Linked DNA regions of Mus musculus: all the other regions are linked to region 1. Evidence: chromatin loops called from intact Hi-C (ENCODE). Cell type or tissue: heart. All regions are shown on one strand. Region 1 overlaps Clint1 (clathrin interactor 1). Region 2 holds the start of 4930597A21Rik (RIKEN cDNA 4930597A21 gene). Region 3 has its middle 93 kb from the start of Gm22284. Region 4 overlaps Gm39816 (a long non-coding RNA gene). Region 5 has its middle 99 kb from the start of Gm22284.

Evidence for each region. Hi-C counts contacts between places; a loop is a spot of excess contacts. Peaks named below come from ENCODE experiments on the same cell type or tissue, not always from the same donor. Only the 100,000 strongest peaks of a DNase experiment are listed, where the experiment ranks them.
Region 2: it touches region 1 in a loop (5-fold over the local background); 16 of 42 quality-filtered maps call a loop at or near these places.
Region 3: it touches region 1 in a loop (3-fold over the local background); 13 of 42 quality-filtered maps call a loop at or near these places.
Region 4: a loop joins it to region 1, with 4 times the contacts of the local background. A loop is called at or near these places in 11 of 42 quality-filtered maps.
Region 5: it touches region 1 in a loop (2.9-fold over the local background); 12 of 42 quality-filtered maps call a loop at or near these places.

What each region holds. Positions count from the first base shown.
Region 1 is chr11:45,881,641-45,886,640 of GRCm38, reverse strand. It overlaps Clint1 (clathrin interactor 1), which reads right to left. Exons shown (of 12, transcript NM_001045520.4): 2 at 2,827-2,931; 3 at 2,213-2,309; 4 at 102-210. Among named protein-coding and RNA genes, the nearest start is that of Clint1, 32 kb to the right of the region's middle. In heart, a CTCF peak has its summit at 2,352 (motif pointing right); no DNase peak of the experiment used is centred here; H3K4me3 peaks cover 390 bases; H3K27ac peaks cover 228 bases.
Region 2 is chr11:44,584,089-44,589,088 of GRCm38, reverse strand. 4930597A21Rik (RIKEN cDNA 4930597A21 gene) reads right to left here and starts at 2,772. Exons shown (of 4, transcript NR_126460.1): 1 at 2,739-2,772; 2 at 1,612-1,787. In heart, a CTCF peak has its summit at 2,872 (motif pointing left); no DNase peak of the experiment used is centred here.
Region 3 is chr11:45,543,745-45,548,744 of GRCm38, reverse strand. No RefSeq gene overlaps it. Among named protein-coding and RNA genes, the nearest start is that of Gm22284, 93 kb to the left of the region's middle. In heart, no CTCF peak of the experiment used is centred here; DNase peaks (open chromatin) are centred at 1,684, 2,374 and 2,664.
Region 4 is chr11:45,676,311-45,681,310 of GRCm38, reverse strand. All of the region lies in intron 3 of Gm39816 (a long non-coding RNA gene), which reads left to right. Among named protein-coding and RNA genes, the nearest start is that of Gm35282, 25 kb to the left of the region's middle. In heart, a CTCF peak has its summit at 2,420 (motif pointing right); a DNase peak (open chromatin) is centred at 2,410; H3K27ac peaks cover 496 bases.
Region 5 is chr11:45,537,427-45,542,426 of GRCm38, reverse strand. No RefSeq gene overlaps it. Among named protein-coding and RNA genes, the nearest start is that of Gm22284, 99 kb to the left of the region's middle. In heart, a CTCF peak has its summit at 2,768; a DNase peak (open chromatin) is centred at 2,776; H3K27ac peaks cover 542 bases.

The sequences.
Region 1 (5,000 bases):
GTCACATGCTAATTAGAGCAGAGAAGCTTCCAAGCTGGTTCAGGTGACTGACAACTCCAACTACTGTTTTAATTTGCTTATGAGGGTTTTCTATTGCTCACCTACAAAGTGGTAATTTTCCAGGGATCGCAAATCATAAATGTGTTCTCTGGCACTTGTAACAACTCGCTCCGATCCATTTCTTATGAGGTAAGCTAGGAGCAGCAACGACTGTGGAAATATAAAGCACCAAATGACTGAATGGAATAAGCTCTGGAAGAGCAGTGGTACACAGTTACACACAAACACAAACTCCAACATTACTCGATGCTGGTGGTGAGGAGTGTGCCCTCTCCTTTCTGTTTGACCGAAAGACAGTCCGAACTTCATCCTCACGTTCCTAGTACAGAAAATAATTACAAACTACCTAGGCAATGGCTACTTTAAGATTTAAAGTAACTAGTAATTCTGAAGTCTAACACTAGTCAAACAAATCATGGGATTTCCAGGAGTGGCCTGGCTCTCGCTGTTGGCCTTCTGGAGCCACTCCCCTAAGTACTAGGGACATGGGAGGATCCTTTTGTCTTTACAAGACCCTGTAGGACCCTGTAGCAGTGTCCTGTGAGAAAACCCAATTCTGATGCTAATGAGGTTTCAAAAGATTTCAACAGAAGGAAAACTTTGCAAAATTGTTAAGCCAAGGGATGCTAACTAAGTGGGCATGCTAGATGCTGAGTCAGAGGCACCTAGCAATGATGGCCGGGCTGGCATTAGGCAGCAGGGCTCTTCACAAGCTGGTGACGCAGCAGGAAACACTCCTCTGCTTTTTCACCTAAAACTTCATTTCACTATGATTTCAGGTCTGTGCAGGGTGGTGACCCTGAGGGCACAAACTCACACTTAATAGTAAGTAATCTGGGGGGGTTGGTTTCGAAACAGGGTTTCATCATGCCTCTCTGGATGGCCTCTAGCTCACGGTAATCCTCCAGCCTCAGCCACCTAAATGTTGAGAGTGTTGCCCTGTAGCCATTTTACTCAGATTTCCTAATCTTTTGAAAAAGTACAATAATCTTTAAAAGCCCCCATTTTAGAAAAATTATACAATTTATAGAAATCTCAGAGAATATTTTAGGAAACAAACATCATAAAAATCACAAAATTTGCTGGACATGGTGCCACATGCCTTTAATCCTAATAGTTGGGGGACAGAGGCAGACAGATTTCTAGTAGTTTAAGACATAGTCTATATACTTAGTTGGGCTAGCCAGGGCTACAAAGAGAGACTTTGTTCTCCCCAGCACCCTCACCAAATTAGAACAGGGGGGAGGGCTGAAGAGACGGCTTAGTGGATAAAGTACTTACCATGCAAACACTGGTATAGAAGCTTGGATCCCCATCACCCACATAAAAAGCTGGGCAGGCCTGGCTGCCACCTGTAATTCTACTCTGAGGAGACAGGGATCCCAAGCAAGCTAGCTGGATCAGAAAGCTCTGAGTTCAGTGAGACTCTGCTCATAAAATGGAATGCCTGAGGAAGACACAGGAGCAAAGCTCTGGCCTCCCTATACTTCCAAACACACATACAGTGGCACATTACACTCAGACACTCAACAACAGTAACAGTAACAACAAAATTCTAGTTAAAACAGGTTTTTAATTCTGAGAGTCAAAATGTCACGTTGCAAATGTGAACACTGCTGTGGTCTGCTACGTGTGAGAGTGAATCCTTTTGGCGTACAGCATGTTTTGAGAAGCAGGAAAACATGATTAACTAGGAAGACCATCACCTTGCTTTAGAAATACAGAATCAAAATGAGATGAATCCGAGGAAAAGTCCACACACAGGTGAAGCCAGAAGTCTGCACACCTCACTCTCAGTGCCAGTCCCAGCTTATAGACTTCGCTGAGCGGAATGGTGCTATCACCCAACCACAAATTAAACAAAGCTGTTTACAGAGGTGACAAACATGAGACTGGTTTTTAATTTTAAACAGTCAAGTAGCAAACTTGCATATGAGTAGAGATTAAATACTCAAAACACCTCAACAGATTTAGTAGGAAAAAATTTAAGAAACAATAAAAATCTTCAATATTTAGAAGAACATAAGTCTGAACACACTCTGTACTATGAAGGGCTGTTTATGACTGGAAAACAGTGTGTGTCTCGGAAAAGTCTAGAAACTTAGTGGACTACAGTCATGTCAACACTCGCTCTTGTAGGCTTCCACCATACCTTATAAACTCTTCTCCAGTTCTTTTTGTTGTCTTTTAGCATCCGGGACCAAAGCATGTTCATGAGTTCTGGGAACTGCTCATACATAAAGGTAGCCCTGAAAGAGAGGAGTTTCCTTAAGCATCTGTAGTAGCATAAATCTGACAATAGATGGCAGCCTTGCTCTAGGTTCTTTGGACTACCCAAACAGCTTAGAAAAAAAATAAGCCGAAATCAAATTTTAATGACACTCCTCCTAAAACACACTTCCTCTTATTCTTCACAACACACAGCACATCATGAGGAATCACGGTGCCATCCTGCAAGCTTTTTCTTCATGGCCTCAGTGCCCCACATTGTCACCAAGAAAAAAGTGTGTGATTTTTTTTTACTTCAAATATTTTATACGTGTTCTTCAAAATTTGCAAGGAAAGCTATTAAGTCTTGGCTGACGCATCATTAAAAGCTAATTTTTAATGGGAATGGAACCTATATAAAACTCTCCACACTAATCAAAATGGATTATGCAGAACATATGGCTGATAGTTAAACAGGTTAAAACTGAAAGCAAACTTCACTTTCTGTGTAAAGACACTTTGATTCTTTCTGTACTGTTGAGTCAAATTACCACTTACTTGGCAATCTCTCCCATGAGCTGCCCAGAAGGTCCCCAGGGATCATCATTCGTTGCTTCTCGAACCTTAGACTCAATCTCTGAGTAATTCATAACCACATTGGTGCTGCAGAGGGAAAATGCACATGTGCATGTGCACACACACACATATAGATACATAAAGATTAGCATCAAAACTGAGCAACACATGAAAACTAAATGATACTAACGTATGTCTTAATGAGCCACATCTATGGAGTGGGGGGCAGCTCTGCTCACAGGCTACTCCAAAGACACGACATTACACACTTAAGTTATCTTAAGAATTTAGCTTTCAAGAATGCAGAGGAATGTCATCAGCCCTGGCCCAAGTCCAGGAGACATGGTCTGATCTCAAAGACAAACGGACACGCTCAAGTCTATCACAGAGCCAGGATGTTCACCTTCTCTCTGCCCGTGCTTTACAAGAGGTCGGGTTTGTGTTTATAGGAATTCTGTTCTCTTACACTAAATTACAGTGGACAATTCTGTGTGACATTTAAAAAAGACATAACACAAAGAGAATATTCTACAACTGTTTAAAACTATTACCAACATTTCCTTCTGTATCAGTGTTTTTCTCTAACAAAAACTTAATTATTAGTTATTGTAAACCTCACACCTTCACTGGCTACATAATATTTTACTGGGAAATGATATTTAACTTTTCCTTGAGACTTCTAGTTTTTTGACAAGAACATGGGAGACAGAAAACCTGATTCCAACCCCATTTCATGAAGCAGTTTTGTTTTAACCTTGGTTTCAACTGTAGACTGGGAAGAGGCTCTGTACACCTCAAAAGACAGCATAGAAACTGGTGCTGCTCTCCTGCCTGACAGACAGGTGATGCTCAGTTAATAACTGAGAGCCATCCTATAGCAAGAAAGAACGCTTTCAAAGGGTAAGACACAAGACAGCAAAACACTTGATTTTTTTTTTTTAAACAGCCATGTGTATGGGATCTGAAGGAAGAAAAGCCATAAAAATGTGAGTTCATCTGATGTATATAGTTCCCATTACTACTGAATGTGTGTTCTAACAGATGAACACAGCAACACAAAATCAAAACTAATAAATGAGTGAATAAAATCAGATTTAGATAGCTACTACTCATATATCCTCCCTTCTTTTGCTATGTGGCTTTTTAAAAGTCATCAAAAGTTGTTTTCTAAATACGGAAGGATCAAGGCTCAGCGCTTTTAGACCTTGTCTGCTGCCATTCGTTCCTTCAAGGAGTTTAGCTTAGTTAAGTCACTGACAAACAGATCCACATCAGCACTGAGACAGTCACATATAGACAGTTGGTCAGGTCACAGAACAAACAGTGCAGCTCCTACACCGACACCCACAACAGGACTCTACCAAGAAAAGTGTCCCCTGAATGCCAGGGACACCCCCTCCAACTGCACAACTAATGCGATAATATAACTAAAAGTTATTTCCTTAGGAACCCACAACTTTTGGGGCTCTTGAAGACTTTTAATGAATTTTCCTAATATTCCAGAGATGATTCTGTTGACAACAATTTATATATAAATAATGGTGTTGCTCTTCTCCTTAATTTTTATCAACAATGGAAACAAAATGAAGGCAAGCCAGCCAAAACCAGATCTACAATTTAAGATAATACAAAATGATGGATCTGACACTTTTGTTTATTCTGGTGGCTAAAGACTGCATGGTTGTGGGCAGCTAAAAGCATTCAAACGTAGCTGGGAAGATGAACCACACCAAACAGGGTTATAATCCACCCTTGCATTTTGTCACAGAGATCTCCACTATAAGATGAAGGCGCCTGTACTCCATGTCCATGAAATATTTTCACCAGAGCATTCAGCAATGCTAGGGCTCTTGGAACACTGCTTTCCTTGTTCAAGCTACAAAGGCCCGAGGGTCAAATGAGAGCCCTTTAAAGGCTCGTAGCTGAAGGCCTGTGTGTTGGGGCGGTGAGTGTTTAGGAGAGATGGCAGAGATCCAGAAGTTTAAGAATTTCCTCATTTCCTTAACTGAGAAACAAAAGGAGCCATTAAAACATACCGTTGGGTATAAAGGACATCCACAGAAGGATCATATGCTGTTACCAGGACAGCAAAAACCTAATACTTTCATGAGAATGCTGTTTTAAAGCTTTTTTTTTCCTTCTTCAATAAAACTGCT
Region 2 (5,000 bases), 1.3 Mb after region 1:
AAAATTTCTTCTGCAAAGAAGCCCCCATTTCTTTATATCTCTAGCTAGAGGGAAAACATGCTGTTTTGTTGAACAGGAAGACCCTCCTCTCAGCTTTGCTAAACCCATCGGGCTGGGAGAGAATACGGGTTTTAAAAAGTCACTTTTATAAAACCAGAAAATCATTGCTGTATCACATTTCTTACCTTAGAATGGTGTTTCTTAATGGCATAAAGAAAACACAGCATATTTGATGGGAATCCATTGTCTTCCCCCTCTTTAAATTATTTAGTAACCTGGGGTAGCTAAGAAATTGTCTCTGCTCCAATAATTTGCTATGCTAATTGTGGCCAGCAAATGAGTAACTATAACCAATTACTCAAGGCTGGAAAGGGCTGAGCCGATGTTGGGGGTTAAGAGTGCAATTCGGTGGCTCGGCCTCCCAAACCTTCACTCAGAATCTCTCTGAAGACTCAAGAAGAAAAGCTTTGCAACCAGAATCGAGGGGGACCAGTTTTCTGATGGTGTCCTGGGGGACTCGAATGAAAGTCAAGCAATTTGAAGAATCTCCTCAGGTTGTACTCAGCGGAACTCCTGACCTCTGCTTCGTCCTATCTGTCGTAAGCCTTTATCAGGAGGAGATGCCAAATCACAGGCCATTTGGTGGCGTATAATTGCTTGACACTGACAGCGAGGGCTATATATCTTCTGTGTAGACAGAGGAGTGGGCACTTTAAATAGCAGAAGACGGATGACAAACACACATCACCATAACCATGAAAGGAAATCAAAGCAACACAACACCAAGACGGATACCAAACTAAAGCAAAATATGGATTGAGTAGAGATGGAGGGACATGATTAATAATGTACTGCTTCTAATCACATCTTCCCATATATACCAAAAACACTGAAAATTATGGAGGAAAGAAGGAGTGGAGGGGAGGAAAAAAAGGAGTTAGGTGAGGAAGGAGGGGGAGGGAAGGAGGAAGACAAGAGAACTGGGAAGGACAATTCAGTGAAGCCTTGATGTGGTCTGCGATGGTGTATAAGCTCTGAGATAAGCATGTGGCATGCTGTGATCAATGTATGAAGCACTGTGATTGGAGTATAAAGCGCTGTAATGAATACATGAAGTATTGTGATCAGTGAATAACACACTGCCATCAGCACATAGAACGCTAATCAGAGTATGCAGCACTGTGATTGGTGTATGCAGCGCTGTGATCTGTCTTGTGGCTACAGTATTCAGTGATCCTGAACTGTCCTAAGAGAAAGATCTTCAGTCTCCACTTTCTTGCCATCTGCCTAAGGAAAGTCTCAGGGTTAGTCTGTCTGTAAGTATTCTTTAATACTCTGTAACTCTAAACACAGGACAAAAACACAGCAAGTGCCAGGCCCTGACCTTCAGCACATAGTACCTAGGTCAGATTTAATTACCCCACTCTAATATATATATGGAGGGGTGTGTATTTATACATATGTGTGGAGCCAGTATGTGTTTATATTTTCATGGTCACATATGTGTGGCTGCACATGTATGGTGGTGCATGTGTGCATGTGTGTGCGCATGAATGTGGTAGTCCAGAGTTGAAGGCAAATGTCTTCTTCAATCAATCCCCCCTTACTTACGGAGGCAGGGTCTCTCTTTAACCCTAAAGGTCTCCAATTCTGGCTAGTCTCACTAGCCAACTTGCCAAGGGGATCTTTACGTCCCGGGTTCTGGAATTACTGGCAGCCAGTCCTCTTGCCTGGCTGATCCACTGGATCATATCTACAGTCTCTAAGTTATTCCCTCTGGGTACCTTCTACTTATGCAAGGGAAAAGGTTTACATTTGTGATTGTAACATTATTGAGATCTCTTTACTTCCATTTACATAAACAGAGATAAACACAAATGAGATAAATAAGGGGGTGTGGGCCTGGAGGTCCATCCCATATACAATCACCAAACCCAGACACTATTGTGGAAGCCAACAAGAGCTTGCTGATAGGAGCCTGATATAGCTGTCTGCTGTGAGGCTTTGCCAGTGCCTGACAAATACAGAAGTGGATGCTCACAGTCATCCATTGGACGGAGCACAGGGTCCTCAATGAAGGAGCTTGAGAAAGTACCCAAGGAGCTGAAGTGTTTTGCAGCCTCATAGAAGGAGCAACAATATGAATTAACCAGTACCCCCAGAGCTCCCTGGGATTAAACCACCAATCAAAGAAAACACATGGTGGGACTCATGGCCCTAGTTGCATATGTAGCAGAGGATGGCCTGGTCGGTCATCAATGGGAGGATAGGCCCTTGGTCCTGTAAAGGCTCTATGCCCCAGTATAGGGGAATGCCAGGGCCAGGAAGCAGGAGTGGGTGGGTTGGTGAGCAGGGGGAGGGGGGAGGGGGAGAGGATGTTTTGGGAGAGGAAACCAGGAAAGGGGATAACATTTGAAATTTAAATAAAGAAAATATCTAATTTAAAAAAAAATAAGGGGGTGTGGGGCAGAGGGAGGGGCAGGCTGACAGAGTAAACAGTAATGGGTCCAGAGTGGTCCAGAGAAAAATTTCTCGTAAGAACACTGAAACACTTTCAATCAGAAAATATCAGCTTAAAGGCTACCCTAATCCCTACCTTAAAGCTTACCCTAATCATTTTACACATAAGGAAACCAGGGCCTGGGGGTCAGCAGGAATCACCCAGTCCACAGTATGAAATGGTAGACACAAACTTAATCTAAAACTTCGTTCTCCACCTCCATTACCTCTAACCTTACTTAATTTGTAGGTCTTTCCAAGTCTGTGTGTGTTAGAATTGCTTAAATGTATCTGCTTTAAGAATCCAAGAACAACGGATGCACCCACAAAGGCAGTTGGAAAACTGAACAAACTGCAGGACCATGGTGACATCTAGTGGTAATCTTTGGTAGTGCACCTGTCTAGAAGACCTTTGATTTAATCAGGCTTACCATGAAAGCAGAAATATTCTTTTGTACACTGTTCCCTAGTTTGAGTTTGTCTGCTATGGTTATGAGATATACTTGAACAGTAATCCCACATATAGGATTATATGCTGAAGAATATATATATATATATATATATATATATATATATATATATTCAAATCATAGCAAAAGGCACATGACAAAGGCTTGTCATGGCACTGGTTATATTGAGTGTTTGGTTACAGTGGTCCTGACCACCAAGATTCCATCTTAGAAAGCTGCTGTGAATTCTCTTCTAATTAATAAGGGATTCATGGAGTAACAATGTTCGAGTTTGCAAAGCTGATGTTTTTGCTTGAAACCTCAATGAAGTAACAGTTGCAAAATAGTAACCTAATGCTGTCATTTTTTACTCTAATTTTACTCATTAGGATTTTAACATAAAAAGGGAACCTTCCCTATACTCCCATTTTTTATTAATTAATTCTTACATCATCCAGAGTCTTAGATTTCATGAGCTGACTCAGGTATAGATGACATCATCTGTATCTGAAGTGTCAGACGTAGATTACAGTTCTACATTAATTACAGAGTATATCTAAAGCTTCCTAATTTGCTGCAGTGGAGATTGGACTAGGGTGCCATGCATGTGAGGCTATTGCTCTGCCTCTGAGCCACAAAGCGAGCCCTCTGAACCTTTACACAACCTGTATCCAGGCCGAGCCCTTGCCTTAACCCCAACTATCACGCTTAATTTTGAATAAAGGAAGTGTAGTGTGAACCAGAGAAATGTCCTGAAATATAACCCTGCCTATCCAAAAAAAAGAAAGAAAAAAAGAAAAAAGGGAAAGAAAGAAAGAGAGAGAGAGAGAAAATAAGAGAGAGAGAGAGAGAGAGAGAGAAAGGAAGGAAGGAAGGAAGGAAGGAAGGAAGAAAGAAAGAAAGAAAGAAAGAAAGAAAGAAAGAAAGAAAGAAAGAAAGAAAGAAAGAAAGAAAGAAAATGGAGTTTCAATTGGGAAGTTGTCTATTGGCACTGGGGTTTTTTTTTTTTTTCCATTTTTTATTAGGTATTTAGCTCATTTACATTTCCAATGCTATAACAAAAGTCCCCCTTACCCACCCACCCCCACTCCCCTACCCACCCACTCCCCCCCTTTGGCCCTGGCGTTCCCCTGTACCGGGGCACACAAAGTCTGCGTGTCCAATGGGCCTCTCTTTCCAGTGATGGCCGACTAGGCCATCTTTTGATACATATGCAGCTAGAGTCAAGAGCTCAGGGGTACTGGTTAGTTCATAATGTTGTTCCACCTATAGGGTTGAAGATCCCTTTAGCTCCTTGGGTACTTTCTCTAGCTCCTCCATTGGGAGCCCTGTGATCCATCCATTAGCTGACTGTGAGCATCCACTTCTGTGTTTGCTAGGCCCCGGCATAGTCTCACAAGAGACAGCTACATCTGGGTCCTTTCGATAAAATCTTGCTAGTATATGCAATGGTGTCAGCGTTTGGATGCTGATTATGGGGTGGATCCCTGGATATGGCAGTCTCTACATGGTCCATCCTTTCATCTCAGCTCCAAACTTTGTTTCTGTAACTCCTTCCATGGGTGTTTTGTTCCCACTTCTAAGGAGGGGCATAGTGTCCACACTTCAGTCTTCATTTTTCTTGAGTTTCATGTGTTTAGGAAATTGTATCTTATATCGTGGGTATCCTAGGTTTTGGGCTAGTATCCACTTATCAGTGAGTACATATTGTGTGAGTTCCTTTGTGATTGTGTTACCTCACTCAGGATGATGCTCTCCAGGTCCATCCATTTGGCTAGGAATTTCATAAATTCATTCTTTTTAATAGCTGAGTAGTACTCCATTGTGTAGATGTACCACATTTTCTGTATCCATTCCTCTGTTGAGGGGCATCTGGGTTCTTTCCAGTTTCTGGCTATTATAAATAAGGCTGCTATGAACATAGTGGAGCATGTGTCCTTCTTACCAGTTGGGGCTTCTTCTGGATATATGCCCAGGAGAGGTATTGCTGGATCCTCCGGTAGTACTATGTCCAATTTTCTGAGGAACCGCCAGACTGATTTCCAGAGTGGT
Region 3 (5,000 bases), 340 kb after region 1:
AGGGCCCCATAGCTTTCTGGCTAGTCTGAAATCAAAGCTGTGATTGAAAGAGGCTCTAGTCATAATTTGACTTAAGAAGCAGACACAGAGAGGGGCGTGAGGGGACCTCCTTGAGGTGAGAGTCTCAGAACTCAGGTGATAGGAATTCACAGTCAAAGGCAGTTGTACTTCTTGTGACGGCTGAAGGGGTTATTTTCTTTCCAGAATCAGAAATCAAGGCCCAACTGTCTCAGTGTGACACCAAGGGTTTGCAGGGGAAACAAGGAAAACAAAGCCGAACTACAAACCCTAAGCTGGAGCTTTAGACATGGCTAAAAAGTGCATCAAGCCCTTGTGACATACTAAATCCTAAGGATCTTTTCAGAAGTTCGAGGTTACCCTTGGCTACTAGTGAGTATGTGGTCATCCAGGGCTAATGAGAGCCTTTCTCATAAGACCAAGCAAACATTCAGAATCCATTGCAAGCAAAACCAACCATCCCAACATAAACCAAAACCAAAACCAAAACAAAACACAACCCACTGCACAGTTAAGGGAAAGGCAAGTTACTTAATGAACTCATGGCTATAGATTATGGAGGAGATGGCCAGGGTTCACAGCCAGGTGCACTGCTGCCTTCTCTGTTGTCTTCTCTGCTTTCATTTATTGTGTGATGTTAAGTTCAGATGGACAGGGCAGGGAGAGAATGGCTTGCTTAGAAAGCACAGCAAGTGACAGGATCGCAGGAACCCATTTCTGTCACCAATAAAAGGCAGTTAGTTGATAGAGCAGTTCTTTTGTTGAGTTATGAGGAGGATGATGGTGTTGTTGAAGATGATGGTGATGGTGGTGGTGATGGTAGTCGTGGGGTGGTGGTGGTTGTGTGTGTGTAAAATGACAGTTCAGGGATTCATGTTGACAGGAAATTCCTAGAACACTGTGAAGTAGCATTTGTCTTCAAGATCCCAATTCTCTGATTTGGGGGCAACTTATTTTCTTCCCAGTGTCTCCTCTTCCCACTCGCAAAAAATCTTGGATTTGGATGACACAGATCCATGACACCAGCGTGCCAGCTCTGCACTGCCCTGTGGGCATAAAAACATTGTTCCTTATGGGGGTCAGTATACCACATAGTTTGAGTTGAGAGGTATACCCTACCTCTAATAGCCATCAGGAGAGCTCTGCACCAGGCATCAAGTGCTGGAGGATTCAGGCTGGATATCTAGGCATCTACCTAGCACAGCTCCTGCTAGGCCAATCACTGGATATGCCCATGCTACAAAGAAAGATCTTCTGCTAGAAACTTCCCACCAAGTTGCTGTGGACTGGAATCCAGACAAGCACAAGAGAATGCTCTTCACTTTGTGTAATTTACCCCTTGATAACAAGAGATCTTGTAGTGCAAAAGGCTTCTAGCTCTCACCTATTATCACAGTGACTAGCTGCTTTGCTCTGAAAGTGCAAAGGGAGAGTCGAGGCCGGGCTTGATCGAAGGAGAAGAAGCGATAAGATCAGGAGGACGGTAGAACAGAAAGAAGGCAAAAAGGCAGGAAAACAGGACTTATTATTGGCTGGGGACATAAAGGGACTCAGAGAGAATGGTTGTCCAAGCACAAACCCAGGAAGTTTGCTATAATACACATTATCTTCTTCCTTATCTGCAGGCAGCTCCTGCTAGATATGGGGTGTGAGTGTGATTTGTCCCTAGTGACTGTCTTGGCCTGAGTGTCTGTGTACGGGCTTCCCTGGGGCTTTTTCAGAAACCCAGATGCCTGGGGCAAAGATTCAGACCTTGGGAATTGGGCTGTGGAGAATTAATGGGAAGTTGCATGAGTCTCTATGGCTGGGTAGGAAAAAGCATTGTCCTGTAAAATCCCCAAGGTCACAATACAAACCCTTTCCTGGTCTTTTACTGGTGGTAGGATCTTGACTTTCTTTACACCTGAACATGAGACTGTTATTTTCTTCCTAAACTACTTTCCAGGATTGTCCAAGGTAATCCTGTCTTCACTGAAGGATTAGGAAAGCTTTAGAGTTTATACAGACATAACAAATTATCACTATGCCAGGTGGCAACCTCATTTTAGATTGAGAAGGGAAGCCAGGGGTAGAGGTCAGCTGGGTTGCCTTTTTCTACCAGCAAGGTTATTCGTCCTTAAGCAATTTGATAGTTGTCTACTTGAAAGCTGTCTAGGAGTGAACATTCCACAGCCTCATTTACTCCTTTAGCCGCTATAGCACTATTCATTCTTTCCATCGAACTTGCATGTGGGCGGTGGGAACAGTTGCCTTGACTTCTGATAGAGACTGAAAACCGGGAGGGCAAAGCCTTCATGCTCGCACGCCACTTCTGCTTTTAGAGGCCATGCAGAATGCATGCTGCTGAGCTACCTCATTTCCCTCAGGGCAGAGGTCCCTGCTCACACAGGTCCTTTTACCTCACTTTCTAGCCTTGCTGCCTTTCTTTCAGTCATCAAAGTGTTCTCTGTGCATATTGGATGTTCCAGGTCCTTCTGCCATATTGGGTGCCTTGCTTGCTGTGGGGAAGTGTGGTCCAGAAAGTTCTGGGGCCAACGCTAGAAGGAGGCGGGGCATCTGGGGCTGCTGGTTGACCTGAGAAAGTCCTCTTGGCAGTCCGAGGCCAGATTTAGCTTCTTCTTCTTTTTTTTTTTTTCCTGGCAGCTAGAAGCTTGTGGCAGATGATATTTGCTGAGCAGTTTAGCTTTTCTAGCTTGATGCAGACAGACTCGGGAGCATGTCCCAGATAGAGGCTAAACTCAGAGTGTGCTGACATCTGCAACAGAGAAGACACTTAATATGTGACTCTGCAATTGCTTAGATGGCAGTCTGAGGTCAGCAGAAAGACTGCTAGAGGAACAAAATTTTAGGATGCCAGCACTAGTCTTTGACAGGGAGTATGATGTGGGCAAGCTACTTGACATTCGGAGTCTCAATGTCCCGAGCTATAGAATGAAGATAGTCTCCATTGCACTGGATAGTCTTGGAGGACCAGAAATGATGCATAGGAAAATATACAGGATCATTTACTTTTCAAATTATATAAGTGATTATTAGTTATTATTGTACCAATGCTATCACTCATCCTTTAGACATCTCTTTATCTTGGGCCTGGGAATTTGGCTCAATGGACCAAGTGGTTACCACACTAATGTGAGGATAAGAATTTGATTCCTTAGCATCCATATAAGTGCTGATAGGTATGGCAGACCACCTGTAATTCCAATGTTTGGCAAGCAGAAATGGGATCCCAGGAGTATCCTGGTTAGCTAGACTCTTTATAATAGGGCTCTGGGTTCATCTGAGAGACTGCCTCAATGAATAAGGAGAACATTCTTGAAGGACTCCTTAGGCCTCTGGGGACACACATAGACATATACCAGTATGTAGACCCATATTCATTATGTACACCATGTACAAACAACAAATGAATGGTATTTTTCTAGTTTTTTGGGCAGCAAGGATAGAAGCACAAATTCTTATATCTAAAGGAAGTCATGCTTGCAAGATCTTTTGTTCAGCCACCAAACCCATCTCCAGACAGAACCCCTTTATTTTCCACAGCAGGGGCTCTGGTGTTTGCATTCCTTGTCTGGGTTGGCTGGGATGTCCATGTCTGCAGGTGATGAACAATAATTTGCCAATTATCATTTTAACCTCCATGGCATGCTGGTTGAGATGCCTTGCAAATTCTCCAAATCTACAAAGAATGGACTTGACACTTAACCTGATTTATTTCTTTAGCAGGTCTAAGTTGTGCCATGAGTTTTTAAAACTTGAGTGCTACATCATAATACGTGTGCTAGTTTTCACTTAGGATAGATATTTGTACCTCAGGGTGAATTTTCAAAGAGGCCCAGAATCTCTTCAGTGATGACAAAGCATTATCTCAGAGAAGACGAGCTCTTCACACAAGACAGTAACCACAGAGCTGATGTGTTGTGTAATCTCCAGAGTGTACTATGGAGATGACAGAGGGAACAATTCTTATCAGCTGTAGTGTTTGAAGAAGGTGTCCGCAGAAGGATGTGTTTGCCTTGGCCCTTAGCAGACTGGAGGATGCAGGTCAAGGGTCTTCATTATGTAACTCAAATCACAGCCTGTGCGACTAGTTCTATCCATAGCTAATGGCTGCTCAGTATAATGCAACTGGTTTTTCATCCTGCCTTTTGAGAAGAGAAATGCCTTTGTGCCTCTGTTATGGATTTTAAAAGCAAGTTTTCAACTGCTCATTTGTCCTATCATGAAAATGGAATAGAACGACCCATAAGAGGAACCAAATAAAAACTCAAGTTGTATCACTACTTGGGGAACAGCTTTGTTTGTGCAGATAGATCATCTTCCTTTGCAATGTAATTGTTTAAAATCCTCATATCTCCGATTAAAGGAAGGGCAGGCTCTTCCACTATCCTTGGGATCATTTCAAACCCTTGGTGCTTACTTAGGCAAAGGGCAGTAGTCCTTTTAGGACACTTATCAAGGAGAGGGTGGGGATGTGGTCAGCGTTCCAAGTCTTCTCTTCTCACTGGCCCACAGTGCAGCTGAGAAAGTATATGCCCACAGTATTCCTGGAAGGGGCTTTGTCTCGAGTCCTGCCAGGTTTACCAGGGATCTCATGCTCTTTTGGCTTGTTCTCCCTTTGCTCATCTGTCTTCTAGGGATGAAGTTGTCAGCAGCAGCATTTGTGAAGGCCTGGCTTCACACCCACTTTTTCAGCAGCTTAGAGTTTGGATCCCCTTTTCTCTCCCTCTCCTGGGGGTGGGGCTGGGGCTGAGGCTGGCTTTTTTATTTTTTCTCAAAATCCTAAAGTGCAGAAGGCTTTATCACAACCTTATCTGAGAGAGTGTTCACAACATCTTTCTCTTGTTTACTTAAAAAATGTTTATATATATATATTCTTTTTTTATATATTTTTTAACATGTATGTATGTGCATGCTGTGTGTGTGTGTCTGTCTGTCTGTCTGTCTGTCTCTGGAGGGCAAAAGAGGATGTCAAATTCCTT
Region 4 (5,000 bases), 210 kb after region 1:
ATTTGTGTATTTATTGGTTTTGGGCATTGGACACAAGGCCTTGCATATGATACACAAATACTGTACCACTGAATTCCATCTTCAGTCCTTGTAGTTCTATTACATTATGAACATTTTTATTATCTTATTTTATTCTTCCAACATAGGAGATGGTAGGAAAACAATATCATATAGTCCATTTATCAATAATAAAAAAAAGAAGGCTAGAAAGTCTAACCTTCTCAGCCAGTATCATATGTAAGGAAAGGGTGGAGGCGGAATTTAAGTCCAATTTTTCCTGACTCCAAATGTCATCTCCCTAATTACCATTCCATCCTTCCTTTCCATCCTTTAATATACTAACTGAGAAGACGTGAGGTCACCAAAGCCCTGGATTTCTGTTCCTGTGTGGGTGGGTGAGCCAAACCACTGGGAATGTGGGAAGAAACCAGAGAAGCCTTTGCCTTCTGCAATCTATTTATCTTTTCCCACACAGTGGAGTTCTGCAGAATCCTAATACCAAGGCTTTGCTAATAAACGCCAGCAGATGTACAGATTTAGCTTACGCTTTGCTAGACTAGAGCCTCTGAGAAACGTTCTGGTCTCAAACACCTAGAAGGAGATAGGTGCATGATTCATCTTCAAGCTGCGATGGATGGTACACATGGAGCCACCTGAGCCTCTTCTTTGTATTGTGGGTACTCAATGTGGATTTCATTCAGCACTTATAGGTCATTCACTCAACTCCAGGCACTGTTTAAAGTGCCTCAGATATACTGGGTTTTCTTGCCTAATCCTCTCAAGTGACCCCACAGGGTAGACGTCCAAGCACAGCAAGATGAAGTCACAGTGTCACACAGGTGGCCACTAGAACTTCTAAGATTTGAACCCAAACTTGCTTTGTCACGGAACGTAAACGTGTTATCTGCTAAGGATCCAAGCCATCACTGGCAAGTCATACATTGTTGAGTGACGCTTAACTCTTCCTCTGCTTGTAAAACATAAAAAGTATATGACCTCTGCCTAATGTGAACCTCTCCAGCCCCTAACATTTGAAAGGAATCTGTTTTTGAGTTAGCTGGACTGCCTTATCTGATGGACAATGATCTCTTTCACTGACCCATGAATCCATTATGTTGTAAATTCTGCCTGCACACTCCAGGCAGAATGTATATTCTACTTCTATTTACAGGGTAAACATAATATTCTATTTGTAATGTGTCTGTCTCTCTCTCTGTGTGTATTTGTGCATGTGTGTGCATGTTTTCTTCAATTGTTCTCCACCTTATTTTTGGGACAGGTTCTTACCTTGAACCTGAATCTCACTGAGTGCACTGCTTGGGTTACAGGTATGGGCTGCTGTACCCAGGTTTTCATATGGGTTCTGGAGATCTGACCTCAGGTCTTCATGTTTGCACGGTAAGTACTTTACTGACTGACTCTACTTCCCTAGCCCCAGCTGTTCAGTTTTTATGCAATGACCTTACTAGATACCAGGGTATAACTTGTGTCCAATAGTGAGCCAACTTTGGACATTTGGGGATAAAGCCTTTAGACACACCTCAGGATAAAGAAGTTAGGGTCCACCTGGGGATTGGCTCTTGGCAATTGGGATTAATGTCACTGGCTGTGTGCTCTCCTCCACACCTGTTTCTGGACCGATGTGACGTGCTGGCTTCACACGAGTGTTCTCTCAACACCTCTTCCTCCTGCTTGCCCTTGCCCTTCCTCTTGGTCTGGGGCCCCACTCCTCCAGCAGCATCCCATCTGAAAACCCTTGACCAGAGTGGCCTTGTCATGTCTCACCAAGCCCCATCTGTGTTTGGGACGAACATCCAAGCATTACACACTCTTCTCTAAGAGTGTAAAATGTTGACTGCGCCACTTAGCCAAGGTTCCCGCCCCCCAATCCTCACCCCCAGAAGAGGACAAAGAGAGGCGAAGCCCGAGGAAACACGGACATTTCTGTGTGAAACTGAGAAGACATCCTGTTCCACTCTGGCTCTCATAAACATTAAACTTCTTTTTAAATGGTGATATTTCTAGCCTATTCTGACTGAAATGTATTGATTTTTTTCCCCTCTGTGAGTCACTGCCTATTTTTCCTTCCTACAGTAGAAACATATTAAATATCAATGTGATGATAAAAAAACACATATGTGTATGTGTGGGTGGGCAGATGAGAGCGTGAGGGGATTGTTTTTACAAACTCTCAGAAAGGAAATGGCTTTCTTACAGATTCCCACATCGTCATCCAGCTCCTCACATCCTCAGTCCACTGAAACAAAACCAAATAACCATTTCCGGTTTGAAAGCCAGCAGGGGAAAAATTTCAGAAAGTTCCGGCGATGGTCCGCCATTTCGGGGCTATGTGTCTATATACTTAATATATATCAGCAATTTGAGGTGGTGAGGGAGTCAGGCTGCTATTCCTACTTTGGGCAGTAGAGGGCAGATGTTTCCACTCCTGCCTGGCTGATATTACCCAGGCAACAACATTATGTTTATGCAAACAGCCTTTGACATAATAGCTTTGCAACAGCTGAAAATTGAATTGTGCCTTCAGGCCAAACATCTAGACCACCGCCTTTGTTAGATTCCTCTGCCGCAGTAAATTGCGCTCACCCTTGGCTCCGGAGCTACTTTCCCCTGGATTCCAGGCCCACGATAACTTTAGAAGAAAGACAAATGCTATTTCTTCACACAAATGGTCCTTACGTATTTTTTTTTGTTGTTTTTTTGTTTTTTTGTTTTTTTCACTTCCAACTCTCATCTGAGGGCCTGAAATTGCTGCGTGCATTTCTCCAGCCAACTGAAGAAAGAAAATAAAAAGAAAACCCGAGACCTACACCAAATCCATCGAATTCTAGAATCTCTGTGGGTTCCCACAGCTTTTTAGTGCTTCCACTTGATCTAATTAGGACTTCGCCTCCCGAAATAAATACCTAATAAAGAATGAACCTATTAACAGACTAAATTTACTACACGCCCATTTGTGTGAGTCCTTTGCGCGTTTTCTTGAAGTGGTAATGCAGATGAAACTGAACGTTGTTTGAGTGGATAATGGTCTCCCGCTGTAAGATGGATTGTAGAAAGTAAAGGTGGGGCAGGAGGGGGGAGCAGGTCGCTTTATTGAATTCCATAGATGATAATGGTGTCACCTGAAATAGCTTCCTGAATAGAGAGTAAAGGGGAGAGAAACAGCAACATCCACAGCCAATGTGCAACCGGGGAACAGTTGGTTTTCTTGGAAGTAATCTTACATTGGTTTTGGGCTCATTGTCCTAGTTTTGGTGTGTGTGTGTGTGTGTGTGTGTGTGTGTGTGTTGCTAGAAGGTAGATTTAAAAATAATATTTTATTTTTAATTAAATTGTGTGTGTATGTGTGCTCGTGCGCACTACATGTGAGTACAGATTCCTGAAGAGGCTAGTGATCTCAGGTCCCTAGGTGCTGCAGTTGCAGGTGCTTGTGAGTCACCTGACCTGGGTGCTGAGAGCTGATCTGGGACCTTTTGCGAGTCATGCCCTTTAAATGATGATCCGTCTCTCCAGCCCAGAAAGCAGATTTCAGAGACAGTTGTTGTTGGGCCTCATTGATATCCTGGTTGGCTTTTGTTGTTGTTGTTAACTAGACACAAAAAGGTCTTATTAGATTGACTACGGCAAGTCTCTATAGAACATTTTCTTGATTCCTGATTGGCATGAGAGGGCCCAGCTCATTGTGGCTGACGACACCCCTGGACTCATGGTCCTGGGCTGTATAAGAAAGCAGGTCTAGCAAGTTGTGGAGAGCAAGCAAGTAGGCAATGTTCTTCCGTGGCTTTTGCTTCAGTTGCTGTCTTTACATTCCTCTCTTGAGTTCTTGCCATGGCTGTCTTCAGTGGACTACGGCCTGGGATCCATAAGCAGAAATAAACCCTTTGCTGATTGCTTGTGGTCATGGTGCTTAGCACAACAATAGAACCCAAGCTAGGAAAACAGATGCTTTCGGAGAAAAAAAAATAGATAATGTCAGTATGAAACTGAAACTTAGTGTGTAGGGGTGTAGTAGAATTCATTCATTAGCAAATATTCACCAGATGCCCACCTGCTACAAAGTAACTCTGAAATTGCAGCTTGGATACACGGTGGAAAGGCAAGTCCCAGGTGTTCTGTCCGTCTCTCTTCTCTTCTCTTCTCTTCTCTTCTCTTCTCTTCTCTTCTCTTCTCTTCTCTTCTCTTTTCTTTTTTCTTTTTTGGTTTTTCGAGACAGGGTTTCTCTGTATAGCTCTTTGGCTGTCCTAGAACTCACTCTGTAGACCAGGCTGGCCTCAAACTCAGAAATCTGCCTGTCTCTGCCTCCCAAGTGCTGGGATTAAAGGCGTGGGCCACCACTGCCTGGCTTACTTATTTCTTTAGGTTGCTTCCCAACCTTGATCAGCTTGTAGCCCCCCACCCCCCTTTGTTGGTCAAGACATTTTAATAGATCTCCAGGTATCAGAAATAGGTCTATGAATCAAACACTGACTGATAACAAGTCATGAAGAAATTAGTCTTAAAGCATTTATTTACTACACAATTTCCCCGTTAAAGTTCAAAGCAAATTTGCACCCTAGTGAAAATAAATAGGGCTTTTTATTATTCATGGTTTTACTAATTTTTAAATACTTATTTTTAAGTGTGTATGTGTGTATGCATGAACACACATATACATGCGCTGAGTACAGTGCTATGGAGCTCAGAGGCATTGGATTTCCAGGAGCTACACTCGGTGAGCAGCCTGAGGTGGGCACTGGGAACTGAACTCATGTCCTCTATAAAAGCAGAGTATACACTCTCACCTCTGAGCTTTCTCTCTAGAGAATTAAATTTCATAGAGAATTAAATTACATAGAGGAGAATTAGATCTTGGCTGAATATTTGCTACTACAAGACTTAGAACATTTTCACCATTTTAAAAGAGCTGATTGATATTTTAATTTTATAATAACCAGTGCCAAAGTGCTCCTTTGATAAATACGTAGTCCAAAGGGCAGAAATGG
Region 5 (5,000 bases), 340 kb after region 1:
TTTGGTGCCTCAGTTTTGTATCTGAGCAGTGAGGCGGTTAGCTAAACCTTGGGAAAATTAGAATGCAGCTCTCGAATATGTGAGCAGGACAATGTGGGCTGCCTCTGACCTTCACTTGCACATCGTTATTGGCTCTGACGTCTACCCATTGTGGTTTGTGTGAGCAAATCCACTCTCTTCTGAGTATGGCTCCTCATCTGTGAAATGGCAGTTATAATGACAGCTGTGATAGCATGATGCTAAGCCTGGAACTCAGGGATTATACATAGTGCAAGGCCCAGGAGAGATTGCTGTTTCTAGTGTTATTATTTGAATAGATCTTTTAATTTCCCCAGGCTTTTGCATAGCTCTTACTTGGAGCTTCAAGCCTCGCAGAGACTCTTCCTGGAAGTCAATGTCATCTAATAGCTGAAAAAAAGGAGGGTCATATCAGATCTGCAGGCTGAGTGGCTTGCCCATTCCTGGACTCAGGAGATCTGCTTTAAAAACCAGTCGAAGGAGTTTCTCAGCTGCAGGTGTAGCCCATGGTCAACACATATGAGATGTTGCTCCACCTCAATGTGGTCTGATCCCATAATAAAGACTTGTGTTGACATCTTACTTTTCTTCAAGGTCTTGATCAAGTTTTTAAGTCTATAAAGGGAACTACTTTCCAAATTCATCTTCTTTTCTTTGAATTTTGGACATACGCCTTATTTAACTAACACTTGGTAGTATCATATTGTAACTGAACCATGATTGACTGTGAACCTGTAATGAGCCATGTGTGTTCTTATATCCAACCAGATCAGAGTCATTATACGCCAGAAATTGACATGGATTAACAATATTAACAACAGCTTCATGATTCTAATCTCATTTAACCTTATAAAAGTTCTATGAGGTAGATGCTACTATAGTCCTTTCTTTTATCACAAGAACACCAAATCTGGGAGGACAGAAGTAACTTATCTGAGGCTAGAGAGCTAAAAAGTGGATCTGCGAGTTCTTAGCTAGTGCTCTCTTTCCCTTATCCCATTTTATTAGAGTTTGATTCTCTGGTTCATAATTTTATACTCTCAGATGTTCTCCCATGGCAGGTCTGTGCAGTAAGAGCGGCAAGAACAGGAGAACTCTGGGAATTTGCAAGCTGAGTTGGGAGAGCCTGGCGAAGGCTCATTGCCTCTGTTGAAGAAATGTCCAGGTTTGTTAAATGTGTCTATTCAGAGCTGCCCTGTGGATCAGCCATACACTAGGGTTGACATGATGGAGAACATTGAAGAGTGTCTTCTTCACTCGTAGTTAACCCATCCCAGGCTGTTTTGGTATATTCCCTTATCTGCAGTTGTCAAGAGCAACTTTCCTATGAATACTCCTTGCCTGCTGCTTATGCCAAGGGAGTGGATATTACCAGGGATCAGCTAGGACTTGGAATTTTATAGGATATCTCTGGAATTGGGAGCAGCAATAGACGTACATGCCACTGGGAACCACAGTGGACTTGAACTACGGGCCCATCTATAACTGAGACGGGGAGCCTATGGTTGTACAAAACTATCTGTGGGTCATAGGATTACTGCTATGTATCCCTAACCCCAAATTTCTGGTTCAAGTTCAAGAAAGAAACTCATGACTTCTGCTCAAGGCACACACTGCAAAGTATCAGGGCTGGAAGAGACTAAGCAAGCATAGAATGTTGTTTTATTGACTCTCATTCTGTGTCTATAGTGATGGTGAACACCATGAATTGATGGTAATGTTTCCCCTGGACAGGCTTAGATGTAGCCTCAGGCTCTTCTAATGCACCGTGAGCAGCCATGGAGTTGGTAGAACCTTCAGCTTTGAGCTGGACTCTTTTTTTTTTTTTTAATGGCTGACTCTCACTTGCACTGTGATAATGGAGGTCAGAGGTATCCTGCATGGTCAATAGGAGAGCTTCTTTCTCTGTTGGGTGTAATTAGGAAGGTGTTAGAGGGACCAGAAATGATAGGGTACCAAGCTGGAGTCTCGTCTTGATGCCACAAGAACGTGAGTGATCTTAGGTTAGGCATGACCTCCTCTGACCTTAGTTTGCCTCCCCTGAAATGAAAGGCTAGAGAGGACTGAGAGATGACATGGCTTGCTTTCAGATGTGTGGCCCTGGGACATTTTTTCTGCAATGTTGAGATATTTACATTACTTATGCCCCAATTCTTTGAGGACAGACATGGGACAGTCTCATTGCCACCCTACATACCCATATTCCTCGTAGACATTGGTGGCTCTTCACAGCTCTCTACCTGAACCTGTATGGATTTGACTATAGATGCCTCAGCACACGTTTTGGCAAAGATTATAGACAGCTACTGACAACCTACTGGGGTTTGTAGTTAAAAGTAAATGACAGAGTATAAATGGTATGTAGAAACAGTAACTTTGTGGAGGTGATTGAAAGTCAGGTCTTCACAGAAGGATGAAAGAAGAAACAACAGAAAAAGAAATGAGGAACGAAGATTACCTCGTCTTCAGGAAATTCCGTTTTATTTTGCTTTGGAAAATGCCACCCAGGGCTTCCTAGCTTCAGGCAAAGTCTGCCAGCTCACCTGGAACTTTGCTGCCTTTTCTAGGAATGAAGACCATACTGGAGGAATTCAGGAGTGAGGCTCAGGAAAAACAGAGAGTTGAAAATGGACCGAAATATCAAACAAGGCCAGAGGGCTACATTGCTATTTCAGACCAGTTGCGGTTTGACTGGCCTGAATCTGTGGAGACTTGCTTCCAGGCCTTCAGCTACAGGTTTGGCATTTCATCTGCTAGATGGCGCTGTACTCTAAGGAAAGGCATAGTCAGTCCTGCTTGACTTGGAGCCTGGGGAAGGCAGAACAACTGGGCAAGGCCAGCCTTTGCCCTGCAGCACCAACTCCTTCTGCCGGGGTGCCTCTTACTCTCTTTTCTATCTTTTCTATTTTATTTTGTAGTGTGGTAATGTTGTATGCTAAATCTGATAAGTTACAAGGCCTTTGTATCCTGGACAAAAGTGAGACAAAATGAGAAGTACATACATAAGACACACACACACACATACACACACACACACACACACACACACACACACACACACACACACACACAGAGTGGGGGGCAGAGAGAGGAGGAGAGAGAGAGGCAGAGAGATGGAGAGACAGAGAGAGAGACATACAGAGAGACAGACAGAGAGAGAAAGAGAGAGACAGAGACAGAGAAGAGGAAAGGGGTAGAGGTGATGACATTTAGGTCTCCTTGAAACCTCAACTGGTCTGTGGCCTTAACTTGACCAAAGGCCCTGGAAAATAGAAACAGTTCTCTCTGCATCTTGCCTCCTGAGTTGGATGCCTGGGGCTCCAGCTTTACACTGAAGCCCTCTAACTGAGATCTATCCAAGGCCAAGCTACTACACATAGGCACCAAGATCCAGTTTTCTGTGCAATTTTGATGCTAGGCTGCCAGGCAGGCTCCTGGTGTGCACATGCAGCCAGGGATAGAGTTTGCAACCCCCTTTATGGTATCAGTAGCCAGAAGGAGTGGAAACAATGATAAAGAGGGAGTGTGTAAACCAGGAGGGGACATAATGGCAGCAAGAGGAGAGAGAGGGATAAGGGAGGAGAGGACCAAGAATGGGGGTGAAGGGTGTGGGAAAGGAAGGATCACACAAGGAGGACCAGGCATCCAGAAAGAAAGGGCAGTGGAGAGATGAGGGCACACTGGTGCTGGATGGGAAGGCGGTGGGGGGCAGGAAGAGGTGAGAAGTGGAGTGAAGCTTTTCCAGTAAACATGAAAGCGGAGACACAGACCCAGCAGAGGAGGACAGCTCTGCTGGGCAAACAAGAAAACAGAGAGCGAGAAACGGCTGGGAACTGCAGAACCCCCCCCCCCCCCCCCGACAAGACAAGGTTCCTCAAAGGAGCACAGCCACAGCAGTGAGGATGTTGCAGAAGAAGTTAGTCAGGAGATGGGCAAGGAGACATTGAAGCAGAAAGGGAAGGAGAAGCAAGGGAGCAAGAGAGCAGAGCTGAATTTAGAAAGGGAGAAAAAAAAAGTGAGCAGAAACAATATGTTAAAAGCCTTCATGGGGAGGGCAAAGGCATAGGGAAAGAGCTGTTTATAGAATGTTTACATTAGAGCCTTAAAAACCGGAATGTGTGTCTTGGAGTATAGCCATTGTCTAGGAAACACAGCATGGCTTTTAAGCAAATGGTGGAGTCATCAGGGCCACACAGAGCAGATCACACTGGCCTGCTTTGTGGGCTTGCCCAGAGCTGCCTTCTTGTTGGCGGCCAGCCGGGGATGGAGGCTAGCTACCTGCTGGGCCTGCTGTCTGACAGAGGGCTATCCCTGTTCAGTTCATGGTGCTTTGAGTCCAGACGCATCCGTTCCTCTTGCAGGCTAAGAATTGCATCAGGATGCGGTCCGTTTGAAGCTGCTTCGAGACAGATGTCGGGTAGAGTAAGAGGAGAGACATGGTCAAAGGCATCCTAGGGTGGAGGTGAAAGGACAGGTCCTTGGAGTCTGGTGGCCACAGTTCGGTTCTGAGGTTTCTTTGTTTTTTATTTTATTTTATTATTATTTTTTTTTATCACGCTACCATGTAAACTAGCACATGTCTGTTTGCTGCTTTGAGCCTTTGGTAAGTGATCTATAAACTTTGCATTTTGTGGGGTTGAGAGACAGCTCAGTCAGTCAAATGCTTGGTACCTAAGCGCAAGGCTACAACGTTCAATTCCCAGACCGCTCTTAAAAAAAAACAAAAAACAAAAAAACAAACAAAAAAACAACTGGTGTTGAAGATACTTAGTGCACACTTAGCTCAGCACAGGGAGGTAGAGACTGGCAGATTCTTGGGAATCACTGGTTAGCCAGCCCACCTTGCTCTCTGTACCAAGCCAAGAGATCTTATCCCCAAACCCAAGGTGGATGGCTCCTGAGAAACATCCCCTGAGGTTGACTTCTGGCCTACATGTTCTCTGTTCCCGACATGTACCCCCTTCCCCACATACACATGAATA